Regions from separate parts of the Homo sapiens genome. Here region 2 is linked to region 1. The links are chromatin contacts, found by POLR2A ChIA-PET in ENCODE. All regions are on one chromosome and are shown on one strand. The core of a region is the stretch at or near the end of the contact, and the rest is flanking DNA. Distances in the headings are between cores, read along the strand shown. Region 1 holds the start of SPOCK2 (SPARC (osteonectin), cwcv and kazal like domains proteoglycan 2). Region 2 overlaps NUDT13 (nudix hydrolase 13).

Evidence for each region. ChIA-PET counts read pairs that join two places held with the same protein, here RNA polymerase II (POLR2A).
Region 2: POLR2A ChIA-PET joins it to region 1 with 16 read pairs in activated T-cell. The contact joins the enhancer-like site here to the promoter of SPOCK2 in region 1. POLR2A ChIA-PET finds 5 or more read pairs at or near these places in 2 of 52 experiments (T-cell and activated T-cell).

The regions. Positions count from the first base shown.
Region 1 is chr10:72,084,145-72,091,718 of GRCh38, reverse strand. It overlaps SPOCK2 (SPARC (osteonectin), cwcv and kazal like domains proteoglycan 2), which reads left to right and starts at 3,168. Exons shown (of 11, transcript NM_001244950.2): 1 at 3,168-3,579. The coding sequence starts at 3,391.
Region 2 is chr10:73,126,506-73,134,079 of GRCh38, reverse strand. It overlaps NUDT13 (nudix hydrolase 13), which reads right to left. Exons shown (of 9, transcript NM_015901.6): 8 at 7,253-7,407; 9 at 2,257-3,377. The coding sequence ends at 3,177. ECD (ecdysoneless cell cycle regulator) reads left to right here. Exons shown (of 14, transcript NM_007265.3): 14 at 1-412. Among named protein-coding and RNA genes, the nearest start is that of SNORA11F, 4.1 kb to the right of the region's middle. Within about 2 kb of position 2,604, at least 3 of the 41 ENCODE cell types and tissues checked have a DNase peak (open chromatin) inside an H3K27ac peak, as active enhancers do.

The DNA of each region.
Region 1 (7,574 bases), core at 1,919-4,418:
ATACATTCAGGCCAGGCACGGTGGCTCATGCTGGTAATTCCAGCACTTTGGGAGGCCAATGCGGATGGATCACATGAGATCAGTTTGAGACCAGCCAGACCAACATGGAGAAACCCCATCTCTACTAAAAATACAAAATTAGCCGGGTGTGTTGGTGCGTTCCTGTAATCCCAGCTACTCGGGAGGCTGAGGCAGGAGATTTGCTTTTGAACCTGGGAGGCAGAGGTTGCAGTAAGCTGAGATCGCGCCATTGCACTCCAGCCTGGGCAAGAGCGAAACTCGATGTATTCAATTTGGGTTTCTTATGAGGAAACTAAGGTTTCTCTTCTCCATTTTAGAATTGCTAAATATTAAGTGCAAACAGAAAAATGTGTAAAATATATGTACCACTTAATACATATACCTAGCAGCAGCTCCTCATGTTTGGGGCTATTGTCTTGAAAAGGCTAACCTGCCAGTAATTCTTTCAAACATGAGGAAAACCAAGCTGGGTGTGGTGGCTTATGCTTGTAATCCCAGCACTTTGGGAGGCTGAGGAGGGAGGATCACCTGAAGCCAGGAGTTCAAGACCAGCTTGGCCAACATGGTGAAACCCCATTTCTACTAAAAATACAAAAATTAGCTGAGCATGGGGACGGGCACCTGTAATCCCAGGTACTCGGGAGGCTGAGGCAGGAGAATCCCTTAAACTTGGGAGGCGGAGGTTGCAATGAGCCGAGATCGCACCACTGCTCTCCAGCCTGGGCGACAGAGTGAGACTCCATCTCAAAAAAAAAAAAAAAAAAAATTGAAAAACCTTTTCTTTTTCTTCTTTTCTGTTTTCTTTTGAGAAAGAGTCTCGCTCTGTTTCTCCAGCTGGAGTGCAGTGGCACGATGCTAGCCCAGTGTAGCCTTAATTCCGAGGCTCAAGCAGTCCTCTCACCTCAGCCTCCGAGTAGCTGGGACCACAGGCATGTGCAACGTGGCTCATTTTTTAAATTTTGTATAGAGATAGGGTCTCGCTATGTTGCCCACGATGGTCTGGAACTCCTAGGCTCAAGCCATCCTCCTGCCTCTTGGCCTCCTAAAGTGCTGGGATTACAGGTGTGAGTCAGCACACCTGGCCCTTTTTTTCTTCTTTGTAAACTAAAACTATTGGCCATTTCCTACAAGTTTTACACCAGTCATCTGGAAATTTGGGTTCTTCTTCCTAAATAGCATTACTATTGGCTTCACTAATGGGACTGGAATGTTGTTGATTAGCTTTCGACACAGGACTAGTATTGACCCAGCTTGAAGGTGCTACAGAAGGCAAGTCCCACTGGAGAAGCTACCTGGGACTGTGGGAGCCATTTTGACCCTCAGAGTCTGGAGACAGCTATTGTCATATTGATGGGCATCTTGACAGCACCTTTCCAAACTCTTTATTCAGCAACTTTGGTAACTCTGGAAGCCCCTAAGATAGCACAGGAATGGGAGAGCTGTGGTATCTGGTACCTATCTCCTAAGTGCCTTAGAGATATATAGCTAGCTTTGCTAAAAACGAAAACAGAAACAAAAAAAAAAAAAACAACAAAAAACTAGGATTGTAGGATTGAGATGGTGGAAAAGATGGCAAATTTTGATGAATCTTCAGAACTATGGGACACCGTAGCCTTCTCTTCCCAACCAGAGGAAAGACTAACTTTTTAAAAAAATGCCCATTATGCCCACTTAGTATGTAATTTTGCTTGCACTTTACAGCAGTTTTAATGATGGTATTACCATTAGTTTTAGATAGAAAATAGGTAATTGCTCAAGAATCCAGCCAGTAAGTGGGATTCTGTCCTCTAGTCTCCACGACAGCAAGCCGTGCTCTCTCACTGTACAGCGCCAGGACACACCCAGGAAGAATGCTTTATTACTGTGAGATGAAGACGTCAATGGCCAGGGCCTCACTGCAGCACCACCACTAAATCCAACAGCAAAGGAAACAAGAAAACATGGAAAGGGAGCTATTGTTTTCTGTTTTCCCAACGAGACTCCGGCCTGAGCCACTGAGGCATTCAGAGTTCCCAGATAGGCCAGATTCAGGGTGACAAGGAACCTTGTAAGCTATGTTTTTTCCTACTGATTAAGATTATGTTTTTTAAAGCATTTTAAATTTTTATTTTATTTTTAGATCACAGCAGCTAAGTCTTTTTATAAAAACACAATCTAGGGCTTGGGTCCCAAAAGTTCACTAGGTTTTGTCCCATCAGATGATGTTTCCTCTTTAATGTATTTGTAATGTAAACCTGTCCCCATTTCTGCTGTGCTCTTGGGACTGTGGCCAGCCTCCAGCCTTCCCCGCTGGTATGTCAACATTTAAATCTACAGCCAATAAGGAGGGTCGCAGTTTCAACAAAACCCGAAACACCTCAAACAAAACCAGCACCCCACCCCAGCCCCCCACTCCCCGGCTTCCCCAGTGGCTTATTCAAACTAACTTGAAGTCAAAAAACCATAAGCAAATATGCCTTTTCCAAATTTGCAGCCTCCAAGGCAGATGAAATGGTCAGACATTTGCCTTTTAGGGTTGTCCTGGGAAGAGCTGACAAAACGGGTGACAGCCCCTAAACAGCTGCCTGGGGAGGAGGACATCTGCCTCTGTTTCACCAGCCACTCAGTGCTCAGGCCTTGCCTTGCGCAACGCGGTGCCGCTGGGGAGCAATGGTTCTGAGCAGCCAGTTGTTATACGGCTTTTGTCTTAACGAAGCCACCCATTACGGTAGAGCCATAACTCGCAGGAAGCCAGCTGTCAGGGCTGTGGCGCAGGCCCCTCTGGGTGGGAGGCAAGGGGAGAAAAACAGTGTCTGGCCAAATTCCCTTTCCGACACCTGAGCCTGGCTGGCTTTGTAACCGGAGAGTTTTGTGCCCTCTCCCCCATCCCATCTTCCCCGGGGAGATCCTGGGGCCCTTCTTGCTCTCCATCCTTTGAGGGAGCTCAGGGACATTTCGGGATTCTGGATTTCTTGGTCTGCAACTCCCTGTGTGCCAGGCGGGGCTGGGCCCCGCTGCGGCTGGCTGGCGTTTGGCGCTCTCATCGAGGGAGCGCTTCGCTTTGAAATCTACCCACTCCTTTTTTTTTTTTTTTTTTAAACCAGGTATGATGATGTCAAACGTGATGCTGATGCTACAGTTACAGCCCCTGCTGGCGCAGCCTCTCTGATTCTCTCTCCCTCTCCGCGTCCAGTGCTGGGCTTTTTCAGACAAGTGCATCTCCTAACCAGGTCACATTTCAGCCGCGACCCACTCTCCGCCAGTCACCGGAGGCAGACCGCGGGAGGAGAGCTGAGGACAGCCGCGTGCGCTTCGCCAGCAGCGGGGTGGGAGGAAGGACATTAAAATACTGCAGAAGTCAAGACCCCCCCAGGTCGAACCCAGACCACGATGCGCGCCCCGGGCTGCGGGCGGCTGGTGCTGCCGCTGCTGCTCCTGGCCGCGGCAGCCCTGGCCGAAGGCGACGCCAAGGGGCTCAAGGAGGGCGAGACCCCCGGCAATTTCATGGAGGACGAGCAATGGCTGTCGTCCATCTCGCAGTACAGCGGCAAGATCAAGCACTGGAACCGCTTCCGAGACGTGAGTCCGCAGGGCTGCCAAGGCAGAGACCCGGGGTTGCGGGTTCGGGGATTGAGCTCCGGGGTCTGCGGGAGCGGCCGCCGCACGTCGCAGCCCGAGGCTCCGCAGCCTGGCCGGCTAATTACACGGAAAGTAAACAGTACTGGGGGTCACAGCCCAGCGCCCCTCCCCTGTCCCTGCGGCCCGGGCCGGCGGCCCTGGGACCCCCCAGCCCCGGGACCCCCAGCTCCACACCTGCCCGACGCTCCGGGGTCGCGCGCTCCGGGGTCTCCCCTGCGGGCCGGGAGTGGGAAGGGGTGCGGGGCCGGGGGGACCCGGACCCCGGCTGCCGCTGGACCCCGACCCGGTCCCCAGCTGCGTTGTGCGAGCCGCCCCCGGGCCTGCCCCAGCCGCTGGGATGCTGCAGGCTGCACATACGGGGCACTGCAGCACCGGCAGGTCTGGGTGGGGCCGGCAGTGAGGGTGGCATCGGCTCGCGCGGTGCCCTCTGTTCCCACCGTGGGCTTTGCGGGAGGGGGACAGCATGGGACGGGAGTGTGACCGGGGCTCTGGGTCTGGGGTCCCAGCAGCCTTCTAGGCGAGATGGTGGAAGGCGTGTCCGTACGGGGGTGGGCTGGGGTCCCCGTGCAGAAGGGCGCGCGAGGACCCAGGCTGGTTTTCCCGGACCAACATTTCAGGGGGGAATCCAGCCTGGAGCGAGGGGAGCAGCTCGGAGCCAGAGGAAGGCTCCCGGCCCGGTGGGCTTGAGAAGCCGGGGAGAGTCCAGAAGCTGGGTTTGGGGGCCCCCGGCGGGCGCCGCCCGAACCCCGGCGTAACCTTGGGCCGAACTCCGCGGGGTGGGGGCGGGGGGGTAGCTGCGGCACTTTTGTTTACCGGCACCTGTGGATCAGAGGGGAAGTCGCAGGCGGCGGCCCGGCGGGGCTGGCTCCTTCCTCTCGGCCGGGCCGGGTTGGGGGCTGGGGAAGCAGGGGTGAGGCAGGGCGGGCGGAGGGTGTGGCTGGACCCCGAGATCGTTGGGGGTGCTGTGGGGGATGGGCCCGGATGCGCCAGAGGCGACGCCGGCTGCTCCTGGCGACCTGGTGCTCACCGCGGCCCTGACCCCAGAAAACCTCTTCTAGGACCCTGGCCCTTACTCCTCCTTCCCCAGGTTCCCTCGTCCGACCCACCCAGTACAACGCAGGCCACACCATGACCTCTCCCGTTTTCTCCTTAAACTGCGTGCATCCACAAGTTCCTTGGAAATTTGTTTAAAACACACATGCTTCATAGGCTATCCAGCCAAGTGATGGGAAGAGGCAGAGATTTGGATCTTTTTGTTACCGTCAGACAAGTGACTGTTTCTCCCCAAAGTCAAACTGGCAGGTTGTAATTCACAGAGGACAGCAGGAACCACGGGCAGCCAGGTCTCCAGGCTGAGTGGCCGGGCCCCGCGATGGGCTGCTGATCTCCGCCTTCGCCCCACATGCGACCTGTCCAGCCGCAGGAGCCTGGAGCCCCGCGAGGCCTTCCCGAAGCACCTGCAGGCCCAGCGCAGATGAGCCGCAGTCTCCTGCCGCTTCCTGGGCAGCAGCCCGGCCACAGCAGCGAGGGGGCGGCAGCAGGCCGGCCCATCCGGAATCCATGTGTCACTGGCCTAGGCCTCCCTCCGACTCGCTGGCTGTTTGATCTGCCAAAATGGGACCAGTGAAGGTCAGAGGGAAAAGAAATGCTTAATCAGAACAGGAAAGGTTTAAAATAAAAGATTCCTCCCCACCTCCCTTCTTCCACCTGCTTCCAATAGCCAGCTCCGTGGGTGAGAATAAATGACTTACTGCTTGACCCCATGGCACTGGGCTACCCACCTGTCTCTCTGTATTGGTGCCAACCACTTCCCCCTTCCTCTCATGCTCATCAGAAGAAAGGCACTAGATTTGAAAGTCTTCAGGACTTGCACATGTAAGATTCATGGGAAAGCTTTAGGTGTGTGTTGATTTTGGTAGCCTCAGGCTTTTGTAGGACAGATGTCCTCTAAAACCCCATTTAAGGTAGTCCTGGCTGCAGGAGGACAGGGTCAGGGAGAGAAGTAGGACAAAGAAGGCTGGGCAAGAGGGCCTGGCCCTGGGGATCTGTTGACAGCCTCTGCAGAAAGGCAGGAAGGAGGCTGCTAGCTCAGAGCCACTGCATTGCATAACTCTAGGGGTGCCACAATAGAAATGGTGCCCCCTGAAGTTGTGCAGTGCCCAGACAGTACACAGGGTCCCCACCAGCACTACAAACATATCCCTCTTCTGCCAGAAGAAGCCCTACTTCCTGCCTAAGGGCTGAAGGCACTCTAACTGGGCCCAGTAGCAACGGGCTTTATATTTCCATTAGGCCAGCTCTTTGGAAAATATGCTCCTTGGTTCCTCAAAGGAGAGAGGGGAATTTCGTTTGAACCCCTTAAGGGGTTACAAGGTTGAACTGGGACCTTGTTCATAACCCCAAAATGGTACAGGGCCCCCCTATTTGTCCTAGTAGGGTGGAGGCAAGCAGGACGAGTGGGATACTCTTGGGGAACAGGATTGGGAGGGAAATGCCTCATTCACATGGTGTGGACAGAACTGAAGGGGGAACTTGAGGGAATCAGGTTGAAAGGGTCAGGAGAATGAAGAAGAGCATGAAAACTTGGGGAGTTGCTCCACTTTGGAATTGGCCAGAGCTGGTTGAGAGGGAGCGCAGCTTAGCATCTTTCTCTGAGCACTAGGATTATAGGGAAGGCAGGATTTACCAGTTGAGTAATCCTCCCCTCCAGTGGGCTGAGGGCTCTTACAGCCTGTGCCTGGGTCGATCTCTTCTAATGCTGGGTGCCCGGCTGCCAGGGAGGAGGGGATTCTGGCAGAAGACGGGGGAGATTGTGGACTCCGCCTGGCTCCCTGGCCTACAGATCTAGCTGTACCCTGCCCTGGGCAGTCCTGGGCTTTTCCAAGCCCTGCTCTTCGATGCTCCTACCTCCCAATTCACTCCCTGCACAACTGGGTGGAATTTAATGCAGGTCTTTGGAACAAAGCATCTAGGGCCTAGAGGGATGGACACTTGGAGGAGACAGGTCCATTATACAGCATTCTTCAGGGCAGGCTCCACAGAGCTTGGCTACGAAGAGCTGACTGTTCTCTTTCTTCTTGGCTCTTCTCTACTTTGTACTCCACTTCTATGAAGTTTTCATTATATTTATGAGTGTCTAACACAGTGCTTGGCACCCAGGAGGCGCACAGTTCATATAAGTTGAATCCCTGATGCAGTGAGCACTCACATCTGCCATTAAATTAAATCAAATTAAAGCACTTTAATTTGAGTGGTCTCTTGTGCCTCTCAAGGATCTGGGAGATAGTTATTGTTACTTTACAGCCTACCATTTTATGGTTGTAGAAACTGAGGCACAGAGAAGTAATTTACCCAAAGGTCAAATAGCTAGTAAGTAGCAGAGCTGAGATTTGAATCCAAGTCATCTCACTTAATTTTGCTTTTCAGGGAATTCTAGGCCTCACCCTTAGCGAAAGTGAGAAGGAGGGGTCTACCCTGAAGAGCAAAGTATACTCTGGCTTGTGTCCTCTGAGTCTTCAAGGATGCCCTGAGTAGGAGTGTCACCTCCTAGGAAGGTGGGCCAAAGCCCTCAGTGTCTCCAGCAGCCTGCCTATAGCCTACTCCCCACCCAGGCCTAGCAACACTCCAGAGGCAGCTCTCCACCCAGGAGGGGCCGGGGTGCAGTGTGCTGGGACAGCTCTGGCCTGGGTGCCAGTTCGGGCTCTGCCGCTGACTGGCCCCAGGATGCCGGGCACATCACCTAAACCCTCTGAGCTTTGGTTTCAGACTAGGAAACTGAAAGGGACGCATAGGTGTGAAGGCACCTTGCCAGGGGGCTGGAGGGCTTCCAGGGCAGGTACTACGCTCCTCCCCCACGGAAAAACCACCAGATGGGTCCTCATTTCTAGGGCTGGCCCACACCATGCCTGTCCCTGTGAGAAAGACGTTACTGCACG
Region 2 (7,574 bases), core at 1,355-3,854, 1.0 Mb before region 1:
ACTTGTAAATAACAGCTATATTGATATGTCACATACCAAAAAATTTACCCTTTAAATTATACAATTCAGTGGTTTTTAGTATATTTACAAAATTGTGCAACCATCCCTACCATCTAATTCTAGAATATTAGAAACCCCATACTCACTAATAGTCTCTCATTCCCTTCTACTCCCAGCCCCTAGAAACCACTAGTCTACTTTCTGTCTCTATGGATTTGCCTATTTTGGATATTTCATACCTGATACTGTACTTAATTGTTTTAATTAATTAATTGGTTTGATATTTAATATAACTGATATATCTTTTGCTAAGATGAAATGTTTATTTCTTAAAATGATGCTCATATTCCTCCTAAAATAAATCAAGTATTATCTATATATCATAAAATTCACCATTAAAAGCAAAAAAAAAGTCTTCTTTACAGACAGCTCCATATACTGACCATGTTTTTATAATCTAGGTCTCTGGATTCTTCTTTATTATTGTATGCAGCAGAGAGATGCCTTTACTATATCTTACCCTATCCAAGTAAAAACAATGGAAATAGTTTCATACTGTTCCCTCTCCAGTGACCAAGGGAGGAATTAGGAGAATGGTGTAGTAGAGTTCTCATCTGAGAACTTACTATCACGAACTAATAAAAACTGAATATGGCCGGGCATGGTGGTGGGCGCCTATAATCCCAGCTACTTGGGAGGCTGAGGCAGGAGAATAGCTTGAACCCGGGAGCCGGAGGTTGCAGTGAGCCAAGATTGCGCCATTGCGCTCCAGCCTGAGCGACAAGAGCGAAACTCCGTCTCAAAAATAAATAAATAAAAACTAAATATACCATATCCCACTCCAATCCTTTGTCTTCCTAGTGTTCACTGAAATGAACTAAGGAAGAGGATAAGTGTTACACATTGACTAAAGTAACACATCAGATGATATTGTGCAACATTTTAACATTTTAAATAATAATTATTTTAAATATATTTTTATTGTTTGTTTTGAAGCTACATTTCTCATGTTAAAAATGGGGCCAGAATGCCGTCCCAGCTCAACTGTGAGAAAAAGGTTTCCCCCCATCGCACTTGTGGTACATTAGGTTTATCTTCATTGAGGATTAAATATTGGGTAGAGAAAGGGTGATAGGCAAAAATATAAATGAAATTTTTTTTTATTCTGGTTGCCACGGCTGACTGACTTTCAGCCAGGCTCACAAGATTTTACCTGTTTTTCTATTCTGCATCATGGACCCAGATGGGTTCTATTTATCCTTAGCACCTTCATAATTTATTGCCCATGTATATATTCTCAGGTCAGGTAGGTCCTGTACCAAAGTTTCTTTTATTTATCTGCCATTTTCAGTATTCCAGGCCTGCTCTCTTCTGCCTCAGCTTTCAGATATCCTTGGGGTTCTACAGCAAAGCTCTTTTCCCACTCACTACTGAGAAGCAAAGTTCAATGTTGCAGCTCCTGCTGTTAGCCACTCTCATCTTTTCTTTTCCAAAAACACATTAATCAAAAAACAAACAGTTACTCCATGGTAAGTTTGGGAAACTCATAACCAGGAATTCCGCACACTCCCCTTTCTATCAGTATTTTCAGATTGGGGATGTGTACACATGCGCTCACAAACACACCCACATAGAGATAGAAAAGATTGGGAGATGGTAATACACATGGACCCTGAACTGTTTTCTTCTAACTGCAAGATATGAAGAAATCTCAGGACCTCTCTTTTGTGAGTGCTTTTCCCTTCTGCATGCTGGGTTCAGCCCAGGTAAAGGCAAGCTGCCAATCTAACAAGACAATCAAGTCCCATCACATATTATCCCTCAACATTTCCTGATGAAGGCACTTTGATTTCCCCAAAGCAATGATGGTTTGCTGGCAGTGGAGAGAGCAATGACCTTTTGAGATCAAAAGGAAATTCAGTGCTTTAACTTTTCTAGTTTTAGAATCTCTTTAGTGCTATGGGACTTTGGGACTTAGTCCTATGGGACTTTGACATGTAAATAACCTTAGGGTCTCTGGAGCTTTTGTCTTTAATCACAAATAAGTCCCTAGAATCTTCTGAAGATATGATTATTTCCTCTTTTCAGCAAGACCTCTAACATTCCTCCTGCACATTGCTTCAGTTGTTACACTGACTTGAAACCTGGACTTAAATGTTTAATTGTCACCAATAGGGATCCTTTCCCCTACCCCCAAATTCTCACCTTGTAAAATTTTCTCAATTCACAGGACAGAAAAAGACATCAGAACAAAGGTGTGGAAATTTCTTTTATTTTCCCCAAATAAACTCTTCTCCCTTATGGCATCATATATGAATGATGAGAAATCCTAAATTTAGTTTATTCCATAAAGTTTAAGAAATAGGTCAGGTTTGGCATCTGTTTATCTCCACCAATCCCTTTGTTAATCAACACGTTGTGGATGTGCAAATGCCAGCAACTGTTTTATTTAGGAAAACAGGCATGGCAAAGCAATAGTCTTTTCCCTGGGTCACAAACTGAGCATGTGACAGAGCTGAAAACAGCGAAAAAGATTTACTGTCTGGAGTCCCATTGGGATTCTACTTCCTCAACAGAGCCTCAGGGCATCTGATTTATTATAAAGTACTCTGAGTCATAATGACTTAATTGTGACTTTTATTTAACTAGCATGTTCATGTAACTAGAATGCACCTGTACATGAATTTTAAAATGTCATACTGTGCTATTTTTCTTAATTCTGTAAGGGTAACAAGTAACTCAGTAATGACTTAAAACTTGCTATATATTTTCAATACTAAGATAAAAGTTTTAACCAAACTTACAACAGGCACATTTTGGCAGTTAGTGTAAACACAACATTAACAAGCCATATGCCAGAAGATGTTTGCTTCCAAGGCCTTAGAGAAAATGACTGAACAAGGGCCTACATCCAAACTAATGCTTCCCCCTTCCCCCTGATTTTTGACAGTTGACAGCTCATCAGTTTTCTTCTCACACTGGCTTTTTTGATTGCCCATTGGTAGGAATTTCTTCCATTAACACTGCTGATAGAAGTGTCTTACTGTAGGCTCACCCTTTGCTCTGCCCTTCTGAGGTCCTTCTGCAGCTTATCTTTTGTCACTTCTCCTTTGTCAACTGATCTCTAGTTTGTCCCTCAGGAATACCAAGGAGCGATCTAAGTGACTTGATCCGGGCTAAGCAGGCAGGGAAGAACAGGTCTGTTTTTCCACCCACTCCTTAATCAGTTGGTGGGAGATGGCTAACTTAGGGGGCAGCCAGAATGGGAAAGTCCCATTCTGTTGCTGAGTATAGGGGCCCTTTCTCTTCAGGGCTGTGGCTACCTCATCATGACTGAACCAGGCAGCTGTCTCTAATTCTCTCAAGTTCACCTGGATCTGAAAGACATAAGGAAGAAAAGGATGTAAGGTCAGGAGCTACAAAATTTAGAATACTATGGCCAAAGGTCAGAAAATGATTCTAGAACTAAGCAATCTTAGAAGATAATACCTGGGATCTTCAGGTTAGGTGAAAGTCAGTTCTAGATACTGCCCAGAAGCAAAAGAGGCATAATTAAGAAATGAGAGTTTTATATGTGTGTGTGTGTGTGTGTATATATATATATATTTTTTTTTTTTTAGACGGAGTCTCTCTCTGTTGCCCAGGCTGGAGTGCAGTGGCGCTATCTTGGCTCAATGCAAGCTCCACCTCCCAGGTTCACGCCATTCTCCTGCCTCAGCCTCCTGAGTAGCTGGGACTACAGGCGCCCGCCACCATGCCCGGCTAATTTTTTGTATTTTTTAGTAGAGACAGGGTTTCACCGTGTCAGCCAGGATGGTCTCGATCTCCTGATCTTGTGATCCACCCGCCTTGGCCCCCCAAAGTGCTGGGATTACAGGTGTGAGCCACTGTGCCCGGCCGAGTTAAATATATTTCTAACATAGTAAAAAAAAAAAGATAAGATACATTAAATAAATCCTGGAAGTACAAATACTAAAATGTTAAGAGTGGTTAACATTGAGAATAAATTATGAATAATACCTATTTTTCCTTGTGTCTCTATTGATTGTATAAATTTTTCAATTAAAAAAGAACATACAAATATTACTTTTTTTTTTTTTGAGATGGAGTTTTGCTCTTTTTACCCAGGCTAGAGGGCAATGGTGTGATCTTGGCTCACTGCAACCTCCCCTCCCAGGTTCAAATGATTCTCCTGCCTCAGCCTCCCGAGTAGCTGGGATTACAGGCACCCGCCACCACACCTGGCTAATTTCTTTGTATTTTTAGTAGAGACGGGGTTTCACCATGTTGGACAGGATGTTTTTGAACTCCTGACCTCAGGTGATCCACCTGCCTCGGCCTCCCAAAGTGTTGAGATTACAGGCGTGAGCCACTGTGCCCAGCCACTCTTTTTTTTTTTTTTTTAAAGGGTAAGGGTTAATGATAGTCAAAAGCATAGTCTCATCTTTGCAAGAAGCAAAGTAATGCAAACTTCATCCCAAGGAAGCTGAAATAGATTAGATATTCTATAAAAACCAAAACATACAATAGGCAAACTTTGGCAGGCAGAGACCATCAGTCAGTGATGCTAGAGAAGTGCAAGATGAGATTGGATAAAACAATGTCTAGCCGGGCATGGTGGCTCATGCCCATAATCCCAACACTTTGGGAGGCCAAGGTGGGAGGATCACCTGAGGTCAGGAGTTCGAGACCAGCCTGGCCAACATGGTGGAACCCCCATCTCTAATAAAAATACAAAAATTAGCCGGGCATGCTGGCAGGCACCTGTAATCCCAGCCACTCGGGAGGCTGAGGCAGGAGAATTGCTTGAACCTGGGAGGCGAAGGTTGCAGTGAGCTGAGATTGTGCCACTGCACTCCAGCCTGGGCGACAAGAATGAGACTCCATCTCAAAAAAAAAAAAAAAAAAAAAAGACAACGTCTTAAGTTTCTTTCAACTACAAGTACCTATAGTTTTATATTTTTAGTTCCCAGCATCCTGACTGACTTGAGCAATAAGACCAATCCTGCAGTCAGTCATTAAATGATGCCTGATTGTGCGCCTACTATATGTAAGACACTCTTAACTCCTGACAATAAAAGGTAAATTGTCTTATATAAACAGTGTTGGGAAAATTGGATATCCACATGCAAAAGAATGAAATCGGACCGTTATCTTACATCATATGCAAAAACCAACTTAAAATGGATTAAAGACTTAAATATAAAACCTGAAACAATAAAATTCTTAGGAGAAAACATAAAGGAATAAATTTCTAGACATTAGACTGGGCAGTGGTCTCTTAGATATGATACCAAAGCACAGGCAAGAAAAGCAAAGATAGACAAGTAGGGATTCTATCAAACTAAAGCTTCTGCAGAGTCAGGGAATCAATCAACAGAGTGAAGAGACAACCTGCAGAATGGGAGAAAATATTTGCAGACCCTCTATCTTATAAGGAGTTAATATCCAAAATATATAAGGAACTTCTACAACTTAATACCAAAAAATAAATAAGCCAATTTAAAAATGGGCAAAGAATCTGAATAGACATTTCTCCAAAGAAGGTATTCAAATGGCCAACAGGTATGTGAAAAGGTGCTCAACATCACTAATCATCAGGGAAATGCAAATGAAAACCTCATACCTTCTTTGATGGCTACTATTAACTCATACCTTCTTTAATGGCTACCATTAAAAAAGTACAACGGACAGCAAGTATTGGTAAGGATGTAGAGAAAAGGGAACCCATGTACACTGTTGTGGGGAATGTAAGTTGGTGCACCTACTATGGAAAAAAATATGGAGGTTCCTCAAAAAATTAAAAATAGAATTACCCTTTGATCTAGCATCCCACTTCTGGATTGAAATCTAGATCTTGAAGAGATATCTGCACTCCCATGTTCACTGCAGTATTCACAATGGATGAATGGATAAAGAAAATGTGGTATATACTATAATAGAATATTATTCAGCCTTAAAAAGGAAGGAAATCCTGCAGTTGCAACAAGATAGATAGGCCCAAAGGACATGCTAAGTGAAATAAGCCAGACACAGAAAGACAAATATTGCATGATCTCACTTATATGTGGAATCTAAAATAGTCAAACTTACAGAAGCAGAGAGTAGAATGGTGGTTGCCAGGGGCTGAAGGGAGGGGAAAATGGAAAAAGTTGCATGCCAGGGGCTGAAGGGAGGGTGGCCACTGGTCAAAGGGTACCAGGTTTCAGTCATGCAAAATAAGTTTTGAAGATCTGTACACCATAAGGTCTACAATTAATAATACTATATTATACACATAAAAATTTGCTAAGAGAATAGATCTCACATCAAGTGCTCTTACCACAAAATTAAAAAAAAAAAAAAGTGGGGTGGGAGAAAAATAAAAGGGGTGGGAGGAAACTTTTGTAAGTGATGAATAAGTTTATGGCATTGATAGTGATGACGGTTTGATAATTTCAAGGGTATATACTTCTCTGCTGAAGCAGGAGAATCACTTGAACCCAGGAGGCGGAGGTTGCAGTGAGCCGAGATCGCGCCACTGCACTCCAGGCTGGGCGACAGAGTAAGACTCCGTCTCAAAAAAAATAAAATAAAATAAATTGTCTCGTGATTGACATATATGCAAGGGAGAATGGAGATTATTTGCTTCCTTTACTAGGTTGCAAATTCCTTGAGGGCATAAATCATATTTAATTAAATTAATTAATTAATTTACTTTCAAGATGCATTCTCACCCTGTTGCCCAGGCTGGAGTGCAGTAGCGCGACCTCAGCTCACTGCAACCTCCACCTCCCAGGTTCAAGCGATTCTCCTGCCTCAGCCTCCCAAATAGCTGGGACTACAGGCACCTGCCACCATGCCGAGCCAATTTTTGTATTTTTAGTTGAAATGAGGTTTCACTATCTTGGCCAGGCTGGTCTTGAACTCCTGACCTCGTGATCCGCCCACCTCAGCCTCCCAAAGTGCTGGGATTACAGGCATGAGCCATCGCACCCGGCCTTAATTTTTGTATTTTTAGTAGAGATGGAGTTTTGCCATGTTGGCCAGGCTGGTCTTGAACTCCTGACCTCAAGTGATCCGCCCACATCAGCCTCCCAAAGTGTTGGGATTACAGGCATGAGCCACCGTGCTCAGCCCTAAATCATATTTTACACATGTTTATGTAATCTAGATGATGCTGGACTAGACAAGTGCTTAATAAGTACTTGCTGATGAGCAGGTTGGATGAAGCAAAAGAAATATCACAGTATAAGGGAAGATGAGAACTTACTTCTGTCTGCCCTGGTTTCACAGTTGCATGGCAAGCAATCATGAGTGAGCCACTAGGGAAGGGCCAATGCTGGGATGCATAGTACTGCAGGCTTTCCACCTCCAATCCCACCTCTTCTGCAACTTCTCGGCGGATGGTCTCTTCCACACTTTCACCTACAAGCACTCAGATTAATTCAGGACAGCCCTGTAGGCTAGAAGGGTGATACAGACAGCCCATTTGAGAAAGGTGCACAACACTGGCTCCAAAGTTTCAATGAAATGCTCTTGGGAGTGTCCTAAAACTCTGAGTCATTCCAACAATAAGAATCAGGTCCAGAGCT